Regions from separate parts of the Homo sapiens genome. Here region 1 is linked to region 2. The links are chromatin loops, found by intact Hi-C in ENCODE. Cell type or tissue: PC-3. All regions are shown on one strand. Each heading gives the region's core, and the rest is flanking DNA. Links, peaks and the distances in the headings are about the cores only.

The links. Hi-C counts contacts between places; a loop is a spot of excess contacts. Peaks named below come from ENCODE experiments on the same cell type or tissue, not always from the same donor. Only the 100,000 strongest peaks of a DNase experiment are listed, where the experiment ranks them.
Region 1: it touches region 2 in a loop (5-fold over the local background); 8 of 110 quality-filtered maps call a loop at or near these places.

Annotation. Positions count from the first base shown.
Region 1 is chr13:33,452,546-33,455,466 of GRCh38, reverse strand. It overlaps a transcript of STARD13 not described here. Among named protein-coding and RNA genes, the nearest start is that of LINC02344, 120 kb to the right of the region's middle. In PC-3, for the core only: no CTCF peak of the experiment used is centred there; a DNase peak (open chromatin) is centred at 1,396; H3K27ac peaks cover 1,664 bases.
Region 2 is chr13:33,535,810-33,538,730 of GRCh38, reverse strand. It overlaps a transcript of STARD13 not described here. Among named protein-coding and RNA genes, the nearest start is that of LINC02344, 200 kb to the right of the region's middle. In PC-3, for the core only: no CTCF peak of the experiment used is centred there; a DNase peak (open chromatin) is centred at 1,510; H3K4me3 peaks cover 1,128 bases; H3K27ac peaks cover 2,500 bases.

The DNA.
Region 1 (2,921 bases), core at 167-2,666, 83 kb after region 2:
TATTCCCTTCTGTCCTTCAGCCTGGCTTCACTTCTGGGTGTAAAAGGTAATATGGGGCATCAGCCTGTCTTAGCCCCACCTCCCCTGACTTCCTTTTGTGTTAGAGAACTATACATAAGGGGACTCCCTGCCTCTCTCAAATTCTCTTAGTACTGGTTTTCCTGGTCAAAGGATAATGGATAGACTTTCCACTATCGTGACACTTACTTTTGGAGATGGTTGCATCCTGTTCAGAGTCTGAGGCTTGTGTCTGCTCTCAGCATCCTCCTGTTGGCAGACCTTTCCACCATAAATGGCTTCTGTGTGTCACAGTCTGTGGTTTAGGCTTATGGCCATATTCTGGTTTTATTGTTGTTGGAGACTTTTTCCCTCCTGTTTTCCATTATGTTCCTGGGCTTTAAGCAACTGGGGTGAATTAAAAGTTCCTTTACTTACATATCTTTGAACAAAAGCCAGCCAAATCCTTCTGGACAGTTGGGAATATGTCTTTTATTCTCTGCCTTCCCAGAGTGTAGGCCAGGGCCTGGTGCAGAGTAAGTATCTACTGAGTCACCAATCTTCTCAATTTTCCTTATTAAACATTTCCTTGCCTCTTCTACTCTCACACATGCTGCCATCATCTCTTCTCTGAATGTCTGCAACAGCTTCCACACTGGCCTCCTCTAATCTGGCCTTGCTCCCCTTCATTCGTTTTCTACTTTTAGCAAAATGATCTGATTATATCACAAATCTAAGCATGCCACTCTCTTGCATAGAACTTTTCAACAGGAGCTCTATATTCTTAGGATAAGCTCTAGAGCCAACCACATAATAGTCATTCAATAAATATCTGTTAAATGAAAGATTATAGGGAATCAGAAGCCTCAGGTCGTAAGAAAGAGCTCAGACAGGCCACTGAGTTATCGTATCTCCTTTGGCAATTTATTAAATCTTTTTTTGCCTCAATTTTTCTGTCTATAAGTAACTGCCTATGGTGATAAAGCAAAACTAAAATAGTGGATGAATATGTTAGTTCATGTCTTCCAAGAGTAGATACGAAGATAGGATTAGATGTGCAAGAGATTTCTTAGGGAAGGTAGAAAGGAAAGTTGGGAAGAGCCTCCAGACTGCAATGGATGCCTGACACTCATGGAAGGAGGGAGAGAAGGAGGGTTTTCAGACCACAGTGCAGTTCCAAGAAAGCTTAGCCTGATCAGTGGAGATTCCCAGAGCCAAACCCACCTATAGGAAGTGTCCCACCTCTCACTGGAAACAGTCTGTATCAGTCCTCCTGCCAAGTTCATTCACTGGGCAGGAGCAGCCTGCAGGAAGTGTGTTCTTCACATCAGGAGGATGACGGATTGACAGAGGCAGAAGCACCCTGTAGCAAAATATCTGAACAGTGCATTCTCATAGCCTCCACAAGTAGAAAGCCCTTTGAGTTGTTAGGAGATGAGACATTAAGTAAACACACACACACAAAAATCATCTTTCCATTATTCAAGGACTGTCTGTTTAGCTTGTGGGTCTCACATCACGAACTATCAGTTTTACTTTTTAAGCCTTTTCTTTCTGCTATGTACCTTTTATCTCTTCACTACTCATCAGCACCTTTGTGCAGAAGTTGCAAGAATAGAGAAGCAACAACTCAGACCATTCTTTTCAAATGCTGAATTAGCAGGGCCCCAAATCCTCCCTGTTACACACTCTTTTTTAAAAACATTTTTCATGTTTGGAGAATGTTTTTATCTTCTTTTTAAAATGGTAGCATGCAGCAATGTGTTTTGTCTAAAAATGTTGTTAAACTATGTTTTGGTCAATAATAGTTTTAAAGGCCTAGACTTCCATTTACACAGATAAAAGAGTGGCTCTATGTTATTATTACTATCTCATATACTTCATCTCTTATTGGGATTTCCTTAAACAACTGGCTTTTCTGTGGCTTTCAAATTCAAAATGAAAAAGGATGCTAAAAAAGAAAAGCCAACATCACCAGTGTTTTCTCTATACTTGAAAGAAAACATGTTCTTAAGAGTCATTTTTATTTCTTAAAGCACTTAGGATTTATTCATGAAGTTACTTGAGCTGGTGCCAGAGAAAGGAATAGACCATCCAACATCTGACATTTTCCAGGGCGATGTGTCCAGAACTTGGTGACCCAGTTATTCTCTATTGGCGTATATTCAGCTGAACAAGCCAGGGACCAAGAGGCATGAGGCTTATGAAGCATAGCATGTTTTGTTGTTGTTTTTGTTTGTTTGGTTTTTAGCCAAAAACTACTCTTATAAAGAAAATGAAGCATTAAATAAAATGTGTCACTACAATCTTGTATAATCTTGAAAGCTGGCACTATTGAGCTATGAAAACAAGACTAAAGGCCAAGGCAAATATGCCTATGAAATACTCAAACCCAGTGGGATGTTGCCCAAGGAGGCCTGCCACATGGTAATACCCAACCCAAGCTCTTGATTTGGATTTCTTGCTATGCACACCTAAAAGTGAGGTGGCAGCTGTGATTACTGAAGGACAAAATTGGAATGTAATAGAATGACCCTTTCCCATAGTTTCTTTAATGTCAGGCAATATATTTTAAAGTTAGAAATGAAACTGAATATAATAGTTGAAGAAAAGACATTTTCATGTTGATATACATCGCTGTTCCAGGTTACTCATTTGTTTATTATGCATAGATTTAGCATATCAGGTGCCCAGTCTAGGCCTCCATGTTATGGATGAGAGATGGTACACAAGTTTTTAGCTTAATCTTTACATTTTTATGAGGTCTATATTACTACCTCCATTTTATATGTAAGGAATCTAAATTTCAGACAATGGAGAAGAGTTGCCTAAGCGCATATAACTAGTAAGAGTTGGATTCAAGACTCAAACCCAATGAATCTAATTCAGAAACTCAAGTCTTTCTAATATACAATAATGTCTTA
Region 2 (2,921 bases), core at 293-2,792:
TGTGGATCTTGTTTCCATTATCTTTTTCTTCTGTTTCCTGGTATGCCCAGAAATTCTTTATGAAATGTTGTCTTTGTTTATGAAAAAAAAAAAAATACTGGGCTCTGAGTGGTGTTTTTTACTTTATGGAAGTATTTGTAGGATTTACTTTTGCTTCTATTAGGAAGCTAGGCTAAGGGCAGAGCACCTTAATCTAATATGGAAGTGAGATTATTTCAAACTGGTTTTTAGACTTTGTTAGGTCTCGTCTATTTCAGGTTCTTTCTTACTCCTGAGGTGACCCTTTCTGTGTCCCAGCTAAAAGCCGAGGTGTTAGGCCTTCCCTCTTTCGTGGGCCCTGAACTCGCATTTTTATTTTCTCAATCAGTGGACTCCTGAAAGCAATCTCTTCTCAGCTTCTCTGCTTCTTAGTTGCCATTATCTGTGTAACTTCTCAGCCTCTGAAACAACTTCCAAATTGATGAATAAGGTAAGGGGAAAAAGAGAGTCAAATATGGGCAGAATTTTCTGCACCCTTCTTCGGGATCTTGCCCTCTCAAGATCCTTTTTGTATTTTACTCAGATTTCCCTAGTTCTTCACGGTTCAGAGGCGGGGTCATTTTTTTTTAAATCCTCGTAATCTGAGAGTCTTTATGCTAATAAAGATAGGCTCATTTTTCTGAACTAGTGTCAATACTTTTTGTTTCTAAACATCAGAAGCAACACAGAAGACATGGAAGTGACTTTCCGTCTTAATTCCAGAGGTGTTTGTGGGGCCTCCTGGCAGTGGTACCCCCTTGCCACAGATGGGTTCCTAGGCAATGCCCTAGTTCTCTTTAGAGTTGGCCTGACTCTGTCTTCTGTATGGGGAAGCACCCTCTGTTCCTTTTGCTGAGAGATCAGGGTAGTTCTGTTTCCAGGCGAGCTAAACATGACTATGCTGTAGCTGTAAATTCAGTCTGTCACCTTTGGTACTCTTAAAATACAAGCATATGTTCTAGTCAGGCAAGAAGAAATACATCTTTTCTTTTCTTTTCCTTGTTGGTTTTTTAATTTTTTTTTTATGCCAGTAAAGAAATATACACTTCCCGGCCAAGCCCGAGAGTGGATTTGATTTTTTACCGTAATTTCAAGGAATAATTATATAAAACATTGCCCACAGGTCTGTGAGTGTACTGTAGAAAGATCGAATGATCAGGACTTAATCCAAGACCCCTCACTTTCTGCATGGGTGTAATTGAGCGTTATTTAACTTTTCTGAGCCTCAGTTTCCCTAAAGTGTCAAATAAGATACCTACTTGCCAAGACTGGGTTTTAATAAGATTGTTTGTAAAATGTCTGATACATAGTGGGTTCTTTATTGTTTTTAAAATTATTTATACAAACAGTTTTAACTTCAAGGGGGAATGTTAGTCATAACTTGTCTGCGTAGCAGCAGTATTTCGGAAACCACAACATTTCCAGATTTCTGCTCATCACTTAGTTTGTTTTATTCAGTAAACACTGATTGGACTCCCACTAAATGCTGAATGCTGCACTAGGACGCAAAACCAATGAAACAATAACCTTTCTCACAGCTATGTAAACAACTTGTTCATTTTATTGAAAGCCGTGCTCAGAACTGTTCTGGAAGTTTACTCATCTGTAGTGCTCAAGTCGTGGTATTTGCTCTCTTGCTGCTATTTAATGAATCCTGAAATTGTTTTTGTAACCTAAAATAAAATTTTTACTATGATAAAATAACCTAAAAGAAAATCTGATTAAAAAGTTTATTTAATGTGGAATAAAATTTAAAGCAGCTCTAATATGAATAGCAAGGGAATTTTGTTACTAACAAACCGATAGAACAATATAATGAGGCAGTTTCACTAAGACTGTATGACAAAATGGAACCTGAACTCTGCTCCAGTGTATTAATAATTAGTGTGACTTTTACAGAGATTGGAGTATAGGCTGTTATCAGACATCACAGGGAAGTTCTGTTCAGTAAGCTGGCAGAAGCAATTTCTTCTTTCTTTAAAGAGGAAAACCAGGTGGTTTTACAGTTGAGTGTTCGTTAAAAGAGGTATCTACCAGTTTTTCCCTTTTAATTCTGCTTTTCAGATTGTGCTAGCCCAGAGAGAGTTATAAATCCCTTGAATATAAGACATTGACTTCAGTTTTTATTGTCACCTCTCATATACATCCCTAATGTTTATCTAATTTTTATCTTACCAAGACAGCATAATCATTATGCAGTAAATATAGACTGAGTAATATTACAACATTCTCAGATTCAGGAGACTCTCCCATGATGGGAAAATATATTTCAGAATCAAATACTCTTATTTCCTAAGCTTCGTTTTCTTTATTATTTTTTATTAGTTTTCATTTTCCTAACTTATAGAATAAACAAATGCAGTTTGGAACAATTAAAAAGTTTCTTACAGTTATTGATGATAAAACAGTCCAAATGATGTTACACTAAATTTCATAAATTCCTGGCTTTAAAAATACGTATGATGTAATGGCATGTTAAATAATGGCCAGCACAATTTAGTTGTCTTATTTGCCATTTCTGTTTTGCTTCACCATTTTACCATTTTATTTTCCACCTTTGAGTCTTCAGTACTCTTAACTGTATCACTGAGGATTGACAATCCTATATATTTAATTTATTTACATGCACACACGGAAAATGGAATGTCACATCTAGAGTAGCTTTCCCATAACCCAGCTCTATTCATGTCCCCCAAATCACTGATGCTCTTATTCCAGATCATGATGAGGACCAACTGGGGTGTAAGCCTGACCTCTGTGTGTTCTATAAGGGATCACTCAGTCCTCTTCCATTCCAATAATTTAAGTATAGATTTTCGGACTGCCATCTCGCCTTGTATAATATGCTTAGATGGAATCAGTAAAACAAATGTGCCTTTTATTTCCCTGAATGGGATTATTGT